Regions from separate parts of the Mus musculus genome. Here region 2 is linked to region 1. The links are chromatin loops, found by intact Hi-C in ENCODE. Cell type or tissue: heart. All regions are shown on one strand. Each heading gives the region's core, and the rest is flanking DNA. Links, peaks and the distances in the headings are about the cores only.

What was found. A loop is a pair of places that touch in the nucleus more often than their neighbours do. Peaks named below come from ENCODE experiments on the same cell type or tissue, not always from the same donor. Only the 100,000 strongest peaks of a DNase experiment are listed, where the experiment ranks them.
Region 2: a loop joins it to region 1, with 4 times the contacts of the local background. A loop is called at or near these places in 14 of 42 quality-filtered maps.

Annotation. Positions count from the first base shown.
Region 1 is chr7:104,195,327-104,202,989 of GRCm38, forward strand. No RefSeq gene overlaps it. Among named protein-coding and RNA genes, the nearest start is that of Olfr649, 9.0 kb to the left of the region's middle. In heart, for the core only: no CTCF peak of the experiment used is centred there; a DNase peak (open chromatin) is centred at 4,705.
Region 2 is chr7:104,599,156-104,606,818 of GRCm38, forward strand. No RefSeq gene overlaps it. Among named protein-coding and RNA genes, the nearest start is that of Olfr655, 5.8 kb to the left of the region's middle. In heart, for the core only: a CTCF peak has its summit at 4,229 (motif pointing left); no DNase peak of the experiment used is centred there.

The sequences.
Region 1 (7,663 bases), core at 1,792-6,791:
GTGAGTTCAGTCCCCAATATCCCCACGTAAGGTGGAAGGAAAGAACTGACCCCACAAGTGATCCATTGGCCTCCATATGCATGCTCTGGCACCTGAAACACACACACCTCACACACACCATCCACTACCACATCCTCCTCCTCCTCCTCCTCCTCCTCCTCCTCCTCCTCCTCCTCCTCCTCCTCCTCTGCCTCCTCTTCTTCCTCCTCCTCCTCCTCCTCTTTCTCTCTCTCTCTCTCTCTCCTTTCCCCCTCTCCTACATACAAAAGATAAAATTTTAAATTTTCATAAATAGTAAACTTATGCAATACTTTCATCATACCAAACATATGTATGGATATTAGACATCCTCAGAATGGGTAAAAATCCTCAGAGCTAGGGTCAGAGTCCATCCTTCTGGACCCAAACTCTCTACCCAGCCTCATTGTTTCTCTATTCCATTTATCCGTAGTCAATCCATTTTCTGACACCTTATAATCTGACCCTCAGCCTCAAAAACTTACTTACAAGAACTAGACAAAGCCCATCCTTATGTCTCTAACTTGTCTTCCTCTCACTGCTTCGCCTCCAGACCTTCACTCCAACTTTGCCTTGCCAATCTTACCTGCCTGGTCCAAACCCAACACCTCCCAAACCTCAGGCCCTTGAGGAGGCTGAAGGACAAAGAGAAATAGCACTATTTGGATGAAGTCCTCTTATTCTTTTGCCCTAGACCTTCAGAGAGGCCCACACTGAGCTTGCAAGCCCCTGAGGGACCATACGTCCGAAGCTCACAAGTGGATTGGGGATTGCACAGACACCTATCCCAAGGGTATGGCTGCTGAGGACCTGAGATCCCAAAGGCTGGGTCCCCGCTGCAGTCTCAGCTCTTCCAGGACAGATCGTGTCCTGAGAGAAGAAAGTCTCGGGAGAATTTCATACCAACAAGTGCCCTCTCCACTCTCAACACTCCAACCTTCAGGGTTCTATGTGCCACGTGCTTTTCTGTGCCTACCTTCTCACACATGATGTGGCCATAGTTCTGTGGGGTTATAAGATAGAAAAGGGGGAAAGGATAATATTTGTTTACCAACTCTTAAACACTTAACTTTTGATGGCATCAAAACCTCAGAACAAGTTAGAATAAGGAGATCCTAGTTTTTAAGCTAGTTAAAACTTTCTTTAAGCCGGGTGGTGGTGGCCCACGCCTTTACTCCCAGCACTTGGGAGGCAGAGGCAGATGGATTTCTGAGTTCGAGGCCAGCCTGGTCTACAGAGTGAGTTCTAGGACAGCCAGGGCTACACAGAGAAACCCTGTCTCAAAAAAACCAAAAAAGAAAAAAAAATACTTTCTTTAATACAACATTTTGAAGCTGACTTCTAGGTTGAATCTTTGATTAACTACCAAAATTAAGAGAAAAAATGTCAGGCTGGAGAGATGGCTCAGCGGTTAAGAGCACTGACTGCTCTTCTGAAGGTCCTGAGTTCAAATTCCAGCACTCATATGGTGGCTCAAAACCATCCATAACAAGATCTGATGCCCTCTTCTGGAGTGTCTGAAGACAGCTATAGTGTACTTACATATAATAAATAAATAAATCTTTAAAAAAGAAAAATGCCAGGATCAATGAAAAAAAAAAAAAACTACCTTTTTTTCAGTCAAGTCATCATCATATGGGCAGCCTCAAACCAGCTTAGGAGGAGTGTGGTCACCTTGGGACTCAGAAACCCTACAAGTCAACCTGAAAGCTGGAAGACAAGCATATACCAACCTGTGTCTCATCCTCTTGAAACCCAACTCAATCTGAGCTGCACCTGAGCTTCAGAGATGCAACCAGGCTCTTTCTGGGATCTGTTTTGTTGTTGTTGTTGTTGTTGTTGTTGTTGTTGTTGTTGTTGTTGTTGTTGTTTTTTAATCTCCCTTGGTCACATCATTTACCACCATCACTCCAATTTCTAAGCTTGGCAGCATCCTTGGAGTATGATAACATTTTATTACATTTATTTATGTCTGTGGCTGCAGGGAATAAAGGAGAAAGGTAAACATGGAGGCTGGGGAATGGGTGCAGGGACAGCAGCTAACAAGAGTCATAGAGCGGAGGGGTCAGAGGTTAGGAATATTTATTACTCAAGCAGAAAGACCAGAGTTCAGATCACAGCATCCACATAGCAAGCCAAGTAGCCTGAACACGCTGGTCACCCCAGCTCCAAGGGGAACAGATACAGGAGGATTATGGCTGCTTGTTGGATTCTAGCCAAGCTGAGAAAATGCAAGCCTCAGATTCAGGGGGAGACCCAGCCTCAAAGAAGTAGGCAGAGAGTGATAAAAGACACTCAACCAAGTCGCTGTGTACAGAAACATGTTCACATACACACTCACACACAGACATATCTATCTACACATAAACATCTTTAAAAGGAAAAGAATTGCAGAGTTGAGTTTTATGGAAATAGAAAACATTGGCGATTTAGGTTAAATTGTTCTACAGGGTTTTTAATATTCACCTTTTCAATTTTACCATAAATGTATTCTATACTAAAGGCACATGTTCACTATTGAATTAAAAGTAAATCAAATTGCAGAGCTCTAATTGGGGGTTGTTTTCTGCATTATAGTGGCTCCATTTAAAATTCTGTTTTATATGTATACTTTTTAGGAAGCTTTTACAGTAGTAGGTTTCTATACTTTTCAAAAGGACCTTAGTGTTAGTTGTCTCTCCCTGTTTCCTTCTCTAAATACACCACCCTCCCATCTGTCACCCCCTTCAGTCCTCTTCTTCAAGTGTCCCTTTGTAATACTATAATTAATATATATAATATATGTATATTAATATGTGTATATATGTATATTATACACATACACTATATCCTTGTTAGACTTGTTGATCTAACCTCCTTCCCCTCTGTGGGTATTCTAAATGAAACACACATAGATAGATAGATAGATAGATAGATAGATAGATAGATAGATAGCATGAAAGCTAACATCTATGTATAAGAGAAAACATGTTTGTCTTTCTGGGTCTAGGTTAGATCATTCAGGATGGTCATTGTTATCATTTAGATGTTTCTAGCTCTATTCATTTACCTGCAGATTTCATAATTCTATTTCTCTTAGCAGTTGAATAATATTCCGTTGTGTAACTGTACCACATTTTCATTATTCATCCGTTGATGGACGTATTGGCTGTTTACAAACTCTGGCCATTAAGAAAAAAGCAGCAGTGAACATGGATGAGAAAGTATCTCTTTGGTATGATATTGAGTCTTTTCGATGTATGCCTAAGAGTGGTATAGCTGGATTTTGTGGGAGGAAGAGAATAATCAATCTCACCCAGCTACCATCACTGCAAGCAGTAACAACAAATTTCCTGCAAGACATGCCCACTGGTACAATAGTGACTCACATGTTATAGGGCTAAGTAACTACTTTTTCATTAGGTCTGAGGTCTTCTCCATGAGATAAAATCCGTACCTGATATAACTAACAAGGCTAAGAACCTGAGAATAGCACTAGAGGAAAACCTACTACTATTATTCTACTAAATGAACATAACAATGAAATGACTCCTATGAACAAATCACTAAACACTTAGATCAGTGCAACACACAGCCCTCATCCCGGAAGCTTCTTCAGCAGATGGTGACTATCAGGGGAGACTCACAACTGGACAACATGCAGAAAATGAGAGACCTCAAAACTCTCAGCCTGGATGTGAATGTTTCCACAACATTCCACAAAATGCCCAAACAAACTCACGGAGACTGTGTCAGCACACACAAGACCTGCACAAGGTCAAGAGAGACAAAAATGCTAGTACAAATGAGGCAAAGTGAGTGTGAGTCCCACTCCCATCCAAGAAACCATTATTTACAACTTCTAGCTTTCAGGAGATGGAAAGCAGTGTTCCTCAATGAAGAGATGCTGTGGGTATCAACAACACTCCACGGCAGGCCATGCTCAGGAGTAGACGGCCAACATAAATAGGACCCTATGGTTTTAGTGGCATTTATTTATTTATTTATTTATTTATTTATTTATTTAAAAGAAAAAGACATGAAGTGAGAGGTGGGAGGAAAGGGAAGAATATGGGAAAATATACTGTATACAGTTCTAAAAAGTAGAAAGAAAGAAAGAAAGAAAGAAAGAAAGAAAGAAAGAAAGAAAGAAGGAAATTGCATAGTTTCCCACATCTGACTATTAATCCTGGAAAAGATGCACTGAAATCCAAATAAGTGGAATGCCCTCCCTGTGCCCTACCTTGTCATAGGTGTGAAATGAAGAAAAAAGGAAGATTAGGAGGCTTTCTTCCCTTCTTCCCCACATTTCCCTTCCTCAAAGTTTTTATTTTTTGAGGCTTATTCCTCCCAGGATTGTCAGCAATGTCTCCATACTTCTAACGTCTGATAATTCTCTCAGTATCCATAAACTCATCCTCGAAGCCCTGCTCATAGCCCAGCATCCCAAACTTCTGATGAAGTAAAACTTATTCCATGTCAGGACAAATGTAAAAACACTTTCTTTGCACAGCACACTATGCTAAAGATCTAAGCATTCATCAGGGAAGCAGCAGTGTCCAATACTAGAGAGCCAATATTAGGGAAATTATGTAAGAATTCCCTCAAAAATCACTTGGGAATTCGGAAGGATGGGAAGAACCCAGCAGCAACTGGCACCAACTGGTCAGTAGGTGGCGCTAATGGAGCACCCAGAGAGTGCTGTCAATGCCCGTCCAAAGGGGGCGGTGCACACCTGAGAGGGAACTTCTGCAGACAGGCCCTCCTCTATAACTAAGCAGTGACTGATAGAGATAAGAGAGTGAAGAGTGAACCACTCCCGCATATAATGAGAAATTTGCTTTGACTTTTGATCATAAGGAAAGGAAAACTCATACCAGAAAACATAATGACACTAAAAATAACAGCAGGGACTAGCAATGCCTATCAGTCGATAGCACACACAAGGCCCCAAGTGCAATCCTTAGTACCTCATTAACCAGGGATGCTGTCATACCTCTGTAATCGTCCACTTCAAAGGTGGAGGCAGGAGAATAGATCAAAAATTTAAGATCATCCTCAACTATATAGATGACTTCCAGCCAGCCTGGGCTACATGAAGCCTGTTTCAAAAAAAAAAAAAAATTGTCAAATATTTAAATGAACAAAACAACCCTCCCTATTGTTTGCTTAAAACACTGCATTAGTTGTTGTCTGGCTAATACAATAAAACACCAAACCAAAGCAACTTAAGGAAAGAAGGGTTTATTCTGGCTCCAGTATATGGTGGCAGCAGGTCACATTGCATCTACAGTCAGGACACAGAGAGATATGAACTCTGGAACTCAGCTCATCTTCCTTTTTATGTCTGATCTGCCAGATATGGTGGGTCCTCTAGCCTCAATCTTATCTGGCAAGCCCTCACAAACAAGCCCAAAGCTTTGTCCTAAGACCGTGGCGCATACAATCAGTACACACCATGTAAGTGTAAGGGATTCCTCGGGTCCCTGAGGAAAGTATGGGGAAGAGAGCAGTGAAGTGGAGAGTTGGTGGCAGGAGGACAAGGGTCTCCACTCAGGTGAAGATGAGAGTATTGACAGGAAAGGATTTCAGGATCAATCAGTAGGAAGTGAAGTTAGCATTTATTTGGATGGTGTTCTAACACGGAATTTAAGCACAAGGATTAAAACAGAGGTACTCAGGTGAGAGTTTTAGTTGTTTGTATAACAGCTGTGTGTGTGTGAGAGAGAGAGAGAGAGACAGAGACAGAGACAGAGAGACAGAGAGACAGAGAGAAAAAGATTTGAATGGGTACTGAATTTGTACCTTCAAAAGTTTGCTAAAAACTTTAGGTGACATCGTAGGTCCTTCACATAGTATGTTTGGCCTGTTTATCAAAAGCACTCTGTTCCACTTGGCTCCATGCCAAAGCTACACCTGTGCTTTTTCTGTCTCTGATGAGTGGGATGGCTGCAATGCTGGGAGAGGCAGCTGACGCTGAGGAACAGAGGGATACACAGAACCAGGAGAATTACTTCCCCCAAAGGACAGGAGAGGATAAACACTGTGTGAGTAAGTAAGCCAGAGACTATACTCATATATTTAAGAAGCCTGAGCTACAGATGAAGTGTGGAACAGGGAAACCGAATCAGAAGGTGCCACAGTGGGAGGTAAGTCTTGAAGAGGTTTCTCGGGTGGCGGGAAGACAAAACAGAGGAAAGGGCGAAAATACCTAGCAGAAGTGGTGGTGTTCAAAGAGGGACGGAGGGTATGGTGAAAGGTAGCTGGAGTGAGCGGTATTTTCCTGAGAGGGAGTGTGGAGAGTAGTTTCAGGGTCACATTTCAAGTGAGGATGGAGAGACAGGTGGGTAGCTGACCCTTAGAAGCTCATAAACATCATATAGGTTCTACCATTAGACATGGAGGAAGAGCAGAGGGAGAGGGCAAGGTGCTGTGGCCCGTTCAGAGAGGACACACACTAAGGTGGATACCAGGCTGGTCCTGTGAAGGATGGAATAGTAGAAGTAGAAGGAAAAAAAAAATCTATTCCAGCTGAAAGAAAACTAAACGATGGAGGAGGGGTGGTGTGATGGTGAAGTGGAGAAGGGTGACTGCAGTCAAGCCTAAAGACCTGAGCTAATCGTCAGGGCCCACATGGTGGAAGGAGAGAACCAACTCCTGCAAGTTGTCTTCTGACCTCCACATGTGCACTGTGGCATTTGTGTCAACATAGTCATATACAATTATTATTATTATTATTATTATTATTATTATTATTATTGAGCAGGACACAGAGAAAACAAAATAAGTCAGGCTGTGCCCATTCATCTAAACTTCTACTAAAAGAGCTCACTTAGAAAAGAGAGGGGAAAGCTTTAGGACCAACAAACATTGGTTCAGAAATCAACAAGGAAAATGAGGATGTCAGAGAAATCCCAGTAACTGCCTACCTTTGTAATAGATGAGATATAAGCAGTTATGAAATGGGAATCTACACTCTACAAGAGGAAACAGACAAGAAGCCAGACTGGGGAATCATTGGTGCCTTGGGAAAGTGTGAAGTCGGGAACATTGGTTTCTTTGGATCTCAGGCTGGCCAAGCGCTCAGAGAAAGACGATAAGACCAGTTGTCTACTTATTTAACTCTGAGGAATCTATCTCTGTTCCGCTTCTACTTTAAGTGAAATATTTGAGTAAAGGAGACACACGGTATGAAAGAGGAGGTTTCGATATTACTGAAGGAGGAATCTGTACATGAAAGTGTTGGGCACATAGAGGGGTTGGAAAGAAAGGATTGCTTGATGTACATTTAAGGTGGGGTTGCTGGACTTGCTGGGTAGTGTGAGGTGTGGGTCAGTGGGTTCCTGAAGCAGAGTGCAGAGATCACTGGGCTAGAGAGGGAGATGCAGGGAGCTTGGGACTCTCTGGAGCTGTAGTTCAGCGGGAAGAGGCAGCATCAAGGTGGAGAAGAATGTTGGTACGAGTGCTGAGGTCACCCACAAGGTGGGCATCTACAGTGAGGAAGATGACCAGTACACTGTGGTAAGAGCGAGCTCAAATGGCATGAAGCAGAGAATAGAACAGAACAGACTGCAATCATCAATCTGTCAGTTAGTTCTGTGGGATCCACGGGCACTCTCACTGTGAATTTGGCTGAGAGAAGGGAAATGCACCTCTTCTCGCATCC
Region 2 (7,663 bases), core at 1,801-6,800, 400 kb after region 1:
CTCCTCCTCCTCCTCCTCCTCCTCCTCCTTCTTCTTCTTCTTCTTCTTCTCTCTCTCTCTCTCTCTCTCTCTCTCTCTCTCTCTCTCTCTCTCTCTCTCTCTCTCTTTCAAGACAGAGTTTCATCTGTGTAGCCCTAGCTGTCCTGGAACTATACCATGCTGGCTTCGAAATCACAGAGATCTACCTGCCTCTGTCTTCTAAGTGCTGGAACTAAGAGCATGCATCAGTACTGCCCAGCTCCATCTTTTTTTTTTCCCAAGAGCACAGACATTCAGTGTGAGCCTACAATCTCTGCTTATGTGCCTATATGTTGGGAGATTTAGTATTATGGTATAAAGTGATATTCATGAATTTTCTAAGTTGTTGAAGCCATGAGGTTGACTAATGGTTTTTAGAAGAAATAATATCACTTTGTGTGAAGAAAGAAAGGGAGGAAAGGACCAAATTCAAGAAAATCCTTGCCAGAAAAAAAATCACTATCACCAATATTTTGAACATATTAGAACGCCATGTGACATTCACTTAAAAAGGACTTTGCCTGCATAATAAGTAGATGTTGAAAATAGCTCATTCTGGGGCACGCCACAAACAATTCCAGATGAGGGTTGCTTAGGAGAATCTACATGTCCTGTGCAATACAAGAGATGCAATGGGGGCATTTATCTGACCATACGGCTTTGAACTGCTTTGTTATACTAGAAGCTCACTGATAAGATGTGGGAGTTATGTGACACCCTGGTAGGACTTTGCAACTCTGCGAATTTGCTGACACTGTCATTGGAGCAAACTGTACATCTGTAAGGACCTTACTTACTTTCTTCATGGAATAGAAACATAAACATTAAAGTAGTTTATTATAAATATTTTCTGCACAGTTCTTTTCTTGTAAAAATCATAGCTATAATGTCCTCTGACTAATATTATAGAATCTGAGTTTATCCAAAATTATTTCACCTTTTCTTTTATTGTTGCTGTTGTTGCTCTTATAGAATTATCAAAGATCTCCTAGCTTTTCATATAGTTATCTGACCCAAATTGACATTTACAACTAAAGTAATCTGGCATCACCCTTGCCTCCTGTATTTATTGCCTTACCTACTCATAAAATCAGTGCCTTTGTTGAAACTGAAACATTACACAGGATTAAAGTTGCCAGATTTTTGAATCTTTAAAATGATCTCTATTGATTATGAAGCCAAAGGACATGGAGAAAGAATGGCAATAATAGTATGGACATAGAACTGGGAAGTACTATTGAGAGGAAAAACATTATAGGCCATATTTTTCTGTTTTACCTTAAACTTCTTTTGGGCAAAGCAATGTGCTCAGGCCATAGACTGATTGTGCACAGTCAAATGAAGGGTGATTTTATGCATTTATTGTTTATAGACTGCAGATTGTAAAAGTAGTGTATGCATAAGATTTTGTTCTTCATTATGCTGCCCAAATCTGTACTTTCTTTCCTTTCCAAAGCCAGCCCCCAGAAAACTCATCAGCCTTCTGATCATTTATATGTCACAGAGCCACAAAGTGATTCACACCATTGCCATGGATTATAAACACTAAGAAGTGTAACAATTCTCATGCCTGGACCCAGACAACAGCCTCCAAATAAATATCCAGCATTGGAGCCTAGGAACTCTAGTCTCTAGAGCACCTGCGCTAATTCCCTGTGCTGTCATGTTGAGAATTACCAACCTAAGATAATGTGGTTCATGGTACATGAATCTAGGTCCCCCTTTTTTTCTACTTAAAAAAAAAACTCATTCTACTTTGTTTCTCTTTACCTGTTAGGTAAATTTACAGACAGTGACTACAAAGTTCAGTAAATGTTATAACTGAGATGGGCAAGAGGTTGTGGTGCTTGATGGGGAATTTTCTTGTACAGGGACAAAGAGAATTGTAAAGAACATTTGCTAGACTCTTAGGGGATCAGAGAACATTCTCTGTGTGTGAGAAAACATACAATATCTGAAAACTGTGATTTGTTTAGAAGATAGAAATGCAGTGTGGTCTTGCCTCCAACTCCATAGATCCCTGGGGGCAGGCTCATTATCGTTGATTGATAGCATGATTTCTATATCCCTTTATTAGTAAAACCATACCTTCCTCCATTTTTACCTTTTCTCTCTGCACAAACTATAGTTATTATTTTAAGCATAAATTAGCCCAATTTTTTGTTCTTTAAGAAGTTCTTTCCATTTAGCTCATACTTATTAAGTACTCACTACATAGCTGGATTTGTAAAATAATTATCCTGTCATAGTTTACATTTCTTTGTCATTAAAAATAATTTCTGGATTCTTGGACCTTTACTCTCTCACGCCTTAAATTTGCTGTTAACTCGTTCATCTTTCAGAAGGGATGGCAAAGGCTGCTGAATGGCTAGAACAGAAATGCTTGTTAAACAGGATTAATGCAGATATAGGTAGATATTGAGAGAAAGCAATTGAATCAAAAGAAAAGCAATTATATAAATTTTAAAATTAAAACTTACCTAGAAATATCCTAATACCTTCTTACAACCTACCTTGCTTTCAATAAGCAGAGCATTCCTACACGAGGGTCATAACTTGAATACGGTTTTTGTTTTCTACTGAGCTGGATAGAAAAGCACTCCCTCCCTGTATTTATTTCTGCAAGATGACATATAAGTTTTCTTTTTGCTATGAGCCAAGGATCTTTCATCATATAAAGGAAGTTTTGTAGTCTATGATTTCATCTTAGGAGAAATTTGAGGGTAGTGACAAGTCTTCAGAGACCAAGGAAAGAGAGAAGCACAGCATAGCTCATCAGAGAATACCACTGGGTGTTTTATTAGAAGCAGCATGTCTTGAAAAGCAGCCCCCAAAGGAAAATAAATTGTTGTGAGCATTCCCAGTTTCCATGTAATGTTAAGTTTTCATTGCTTACCACTTTCCCGAAGACAGGAACAGTGATGTTTTCACTCTAGGAAAACAAAGGTTCATTTAATAATTTGGATTTTTCAATTCAACTTTCTTCTTGTGATTTTTACCAAGCAATGTCGTTTTCACTTTTCAAATGACAGGAACTTGGCTGCAGTTCTTTTTGAAAATCTAAGTAATATTGGGGGAATTTTGCTTTTTTTCATTATTTTATTATTTGGCAGTGATTGGTTTATAAGAGAAGTTTTGTACCATAGGTAATGTCTAAAGTCCATTTCTGGGGAAAGACGGCTAGATCTGAGGGGCATATAAGAGATGGGATGGAAACCAAATACAGTGGAAACTGTTAAAAAAAATAAAGATAATTCTAATGAAGTCACCAAATAGTGAGGGAGATGGAGTCCCAACTGGCAGTCTCTTGTCACCTACTGAAGCTTCCAGTACCAGGACTATGTTACATCTACTTGAATTGTTGGCCAAAGGGAAATCTGCAAACAGTTCATGCTGTTGACGAAACAATAGGTTGCTCTCAACAGACAGCAAGACCCCAATGCTGAAGACAACACCCAAACAACTCATTGAACATGCAGAGGTCAAGCTGGTGCCTACATAGACCCTTTACACCTACATTCTAGTGTCTTTGGTATGATAGGCTACTCTGCAGGTTGTCAAAAGAGAAACATAAACAACAACCCAGCCACAAACCTTTAGATCTTTGTCCTGCCTGCAAAATATGTTAGTGATGATGGCCCTAAGCTTGTGGGAGTGAAGAACCAATGTCTGGTTTGAGTTAAGGCCCATTCCATGAGAGGGAATCCATACCCGTCACTGCTTGGGTGACTGAGAACCAGAGTCTAGAGAGCCCAGACTCATGCACCACGCCCTCTGCATGTATTATGGATTTCAGTTTAGCGTTATAATAGGACTATGGAGTGTTTGAATGAGTGGGTCTCTGATTCTTGTGCCTTATCTTAGGCTCTTTTCCTTTAGTTGATTTGCCTTGTCTAACTTTAATCTGATGGTTTTTGTTTTATCTTATATATATTTTTTGTCATGCTTGTTATCTCTTAGAAGCCTGTTCTTTTTTAATGAGACAAAAAGGGAGTGGAGCCAGAGGAAAGTAGAGATGGGGAGAGGGGCTGGGAGGATTAGAGGGAGGAGAAATTGTAATCAAGACCTATTGTATGAGAAAAGAATCTGTTCTCAATAGCAACAACAGCAACAACACTAATAATAGAGTGCTTTCTGCTCTTTGAGAGGATCTTTGAATCCTAGAACCACACGTGCCAGAGATGCTCCACGTGATCTGGCGCCATCTTCTGGCCTTAACTGGAATTGCATGCCTGAGGTGCACATTTATATAGGCTAGCAAAACACATACACATAATTAATTCAATAAATTATATTATTTATCATATTATTATAATATAACCCATATTGACTTAATAATACTATATTAATCACATATTAAAATACTCTAAAATAAAAATAATAGTTAATTTAAAAAATCTGGACTGAAGATCTGTGTGTGTGTGGTGTCTGTGTGTGTGTCTATGTGTGCACATCTTGTGTATGAGTTTTTAGATTATGATGTGGAATTGGGTGTGTGGAGAAATGGGACAGATCTTGGAGGAGGAAATCACAATAACAATATGTAGAGAAAGTATCTTGTGAATTGTATGAAAGCATCACCTATCAATTTCAAAAGCTACTATACTTTTGATTTAGACAGAAAATAGAGATAGTACATCCAGGAGAAAGAAAGGATTCTGAGATAGAGCCAGGAGGGGAATTCTCTGGGAAGATATAGCAGGTCAGATACATGGTAACTGAACACAGGTGACCAGCCACATGACAGAATATAGGTCAGAATAAATGGGATATTTTAAGTTATATCTAGTTAGAGAATAGCCTAGCTATATGGCCAAGGTTTTTGTAAATATATTTTGAGTCTCAATCATATTTCTGGGAGCATGGGGTTGGGAGGAAGAATCAAGGACTAACTTCTACAAAAATATATTGTCTGAAAAAACATTTTTTTTTAAATAAAAACCAAAACCCCAAACAAACAAAAAAGAGCACTTCCTGGTCTCTAGAGGACATGGGAGGGGTCCCTGCTCCCCTTCAGTAGGCTCGAAACAGTCTGTAGCTACATTTCCACTCAATTTTATGCTTTCTTCCGGTTTCTGTAGGCACCCCTGCTTCTACCCACATGAGGTAGGCACTCTCTGTGGTGGTGTAAATGAAAGTGGCCTCTACAAGTTCACGTACTTGAATGCTTGCTCCTCAGTTGCTAGAACTGTTTGGGAAACATTAGGAAAAGTTGCCTCGTTGGAAAAGGTGTGTCACTGGTGGTAGACTTTGAGGTTTCAAAAAGGATTGAAATTATAGAATAGTTTCGTAATTTTCACTCTATCTGAAGCTCGAGGACTACCTGTATTATTTAACTGGTTTAAAGTACACTAATTCTGTCAGTTAACTCTGTTATAATCTCACAAATGCCTATTGTAGAATTTAGTGGTTGAAAACCTTATTCTATAGTATAATATTGTTAGAACATGACATTGTCTCTTGTCAAATAAAGTAATTAAATTTTGTGGGTTTAAAAAAGTGAAGAAAGAAACAACTATTCTTAGATAAGTTTTTTATATAACTTTCATTATTTGTCAAATTCTGTGGAATTCTTGGTATTTAACTGAAATCATAATCAATTTTATAAATGTAAAATGTGAGATTATCTTTGTGAGACAGAATCTCACTGTGTAGCCCAAGATGACCTTGAACCCTTGGTAAGTTTACTGTCTAGGCCTTGTGAATGCTGGGTTACATGTGTACTTCTTCTACTTCTCACTTTTGGTTCCTCTATATCTAACCACATGTGCTTCTTATATTTTCTTTAAAAGTATACAATGACCTATGCTTCTACCAATTTTTCACTAAGTTTCAGTTAAGATCATATAGTCATGTCATATTTTCTGTGTTTGGCATGTTCCTCTTTCCCTCCTCTCCTCCCTTTTTAACTTTTCTCTCTTCCTGGTACAATGAAATAAATAAATTATTTAAGACTACTATCAGTTTTGGTTGCTTTACTCAATCTCTCTCTGTCTCTCTCTCTGTCTCTCTCTGCCTTTGTCTCTCTGTCTCTTTCACACCCAGACAAAACACATACCTACATACACACATACTTACAGAAGACACAGACACACCATAGATTGATTTAGACAGTTCTGAGGACTGGCTGGGCAAGCATTGAGATGCAAAGAACAGGCCGTCAGAAAGTAAAGACTACAAGAAGGCTGGGGATTTCCAGGCCTGGGATGAATCTAGTTTTTTATAGGAATTGGTCTCTTTTTCTAAGGGAAGCTTTAACTTCCTCTCATGCTCTTCCCTCTGATTATTCAGGACTAAATGGCCAACTCCTAATTTAAAATCATCTAATTAGGATGCTCTAGTATATCTATGGAGTCCCATTTGCAACAGCACCAAATTTGGTATTTGAGCAAATAGAACTTGTGTGTATTTTCTGTTACAGGAGGATACCTCAACTAGTCCTTTTATATGAAATCACACTAGAGATCAGATTCTAAGAAACTCAGTCCAGCCTTGTGAAGTTGACCTGCCATGGAGATGCTAATTCCATCTTGGAATATGCTACCCAAGACTTTCCTCAGAACTTGATGAGTAGACTTGTTCATGGAGGATGAGAGAAAGAGTTTCAAAGTCCATTTCTGAGCAGAGCTTGTGATATCAGGACTTGAGAAGTTGAGGCCGAATAATCTAGAGTTCAATTGCAACTTAGCTATGTAGCTAATTCCAGACCAACCTAGGTAGCATAGTGAGATCTTAGCTCAAACAAACAACAAATCACCTAAATCATATTTTCTTTCTTCCCCTTCTCGCTTCTATTATTGCTTTAATTATTAGCAATGAAGTGGATTAAACCTAGCCCTAGAGAGGGAAGCAAATTTGGGATAAAGCTCTGGGAAATGAAAGTTTCTCAGGCAGATTTTTAAGGTATTTCACTCTAGATTTTTAAGCTATTTCACTAAAACTGATTGTTACTCTGCTCTCTTAAATACAGCAAGAGCGGATCTAGAAAGCAGTTGTGGAGGAACACCCAGTCGCTGTTTGTCTGAAATGTTCATTGGCTTAGGGTAGTGGCTCTATACGTGCCAGCACTGGAGGGAGCAAGATCAAAGCACTTGGAAACTTCTTAGAAAAGAAAATTTGGGGAGGGCTCTGCCTGAGCAGGTGGGGGAGCCATCTTGGGTTCTGGATCCCTCAGAGACTAGTCTGCACAGGTGAGAGTACAGGCTACAGAAGCCACAGAGCTTCTGGGACAGGCAGAGGCAACAGCTTCTGGAACAGGCCCTGTTTTGGGCCTTCATCTTCAGCCAGGAGACAGGTCTGAATGCCAGATATCTGTGTACATTCCCTGCAAGAGGAGAGCTTGCCTACAGAGAGTACTCTGACCACTGAGACTCAGGAGAGAGGTAGACTTCCAGGTCTGCTGACAGAGGCTAACAGAATCACAGGAGGAACAAGCTCCAACCAGAGACAACTATAACAACTAAGTCCAGAGATTACCAGATGGCAAAAGGCAAATGTAAGAATCTTACTAACAGAAACGAAGACCACTCACCATCATCAGAACCCAGCACTCCCACCTCAGCCAGTCCTGGATACCCCAACACACCCAAAAAGCAAGACTCAGATTTAAAATATTATCTCATGATGCTGGTAGAGGACATCAAGA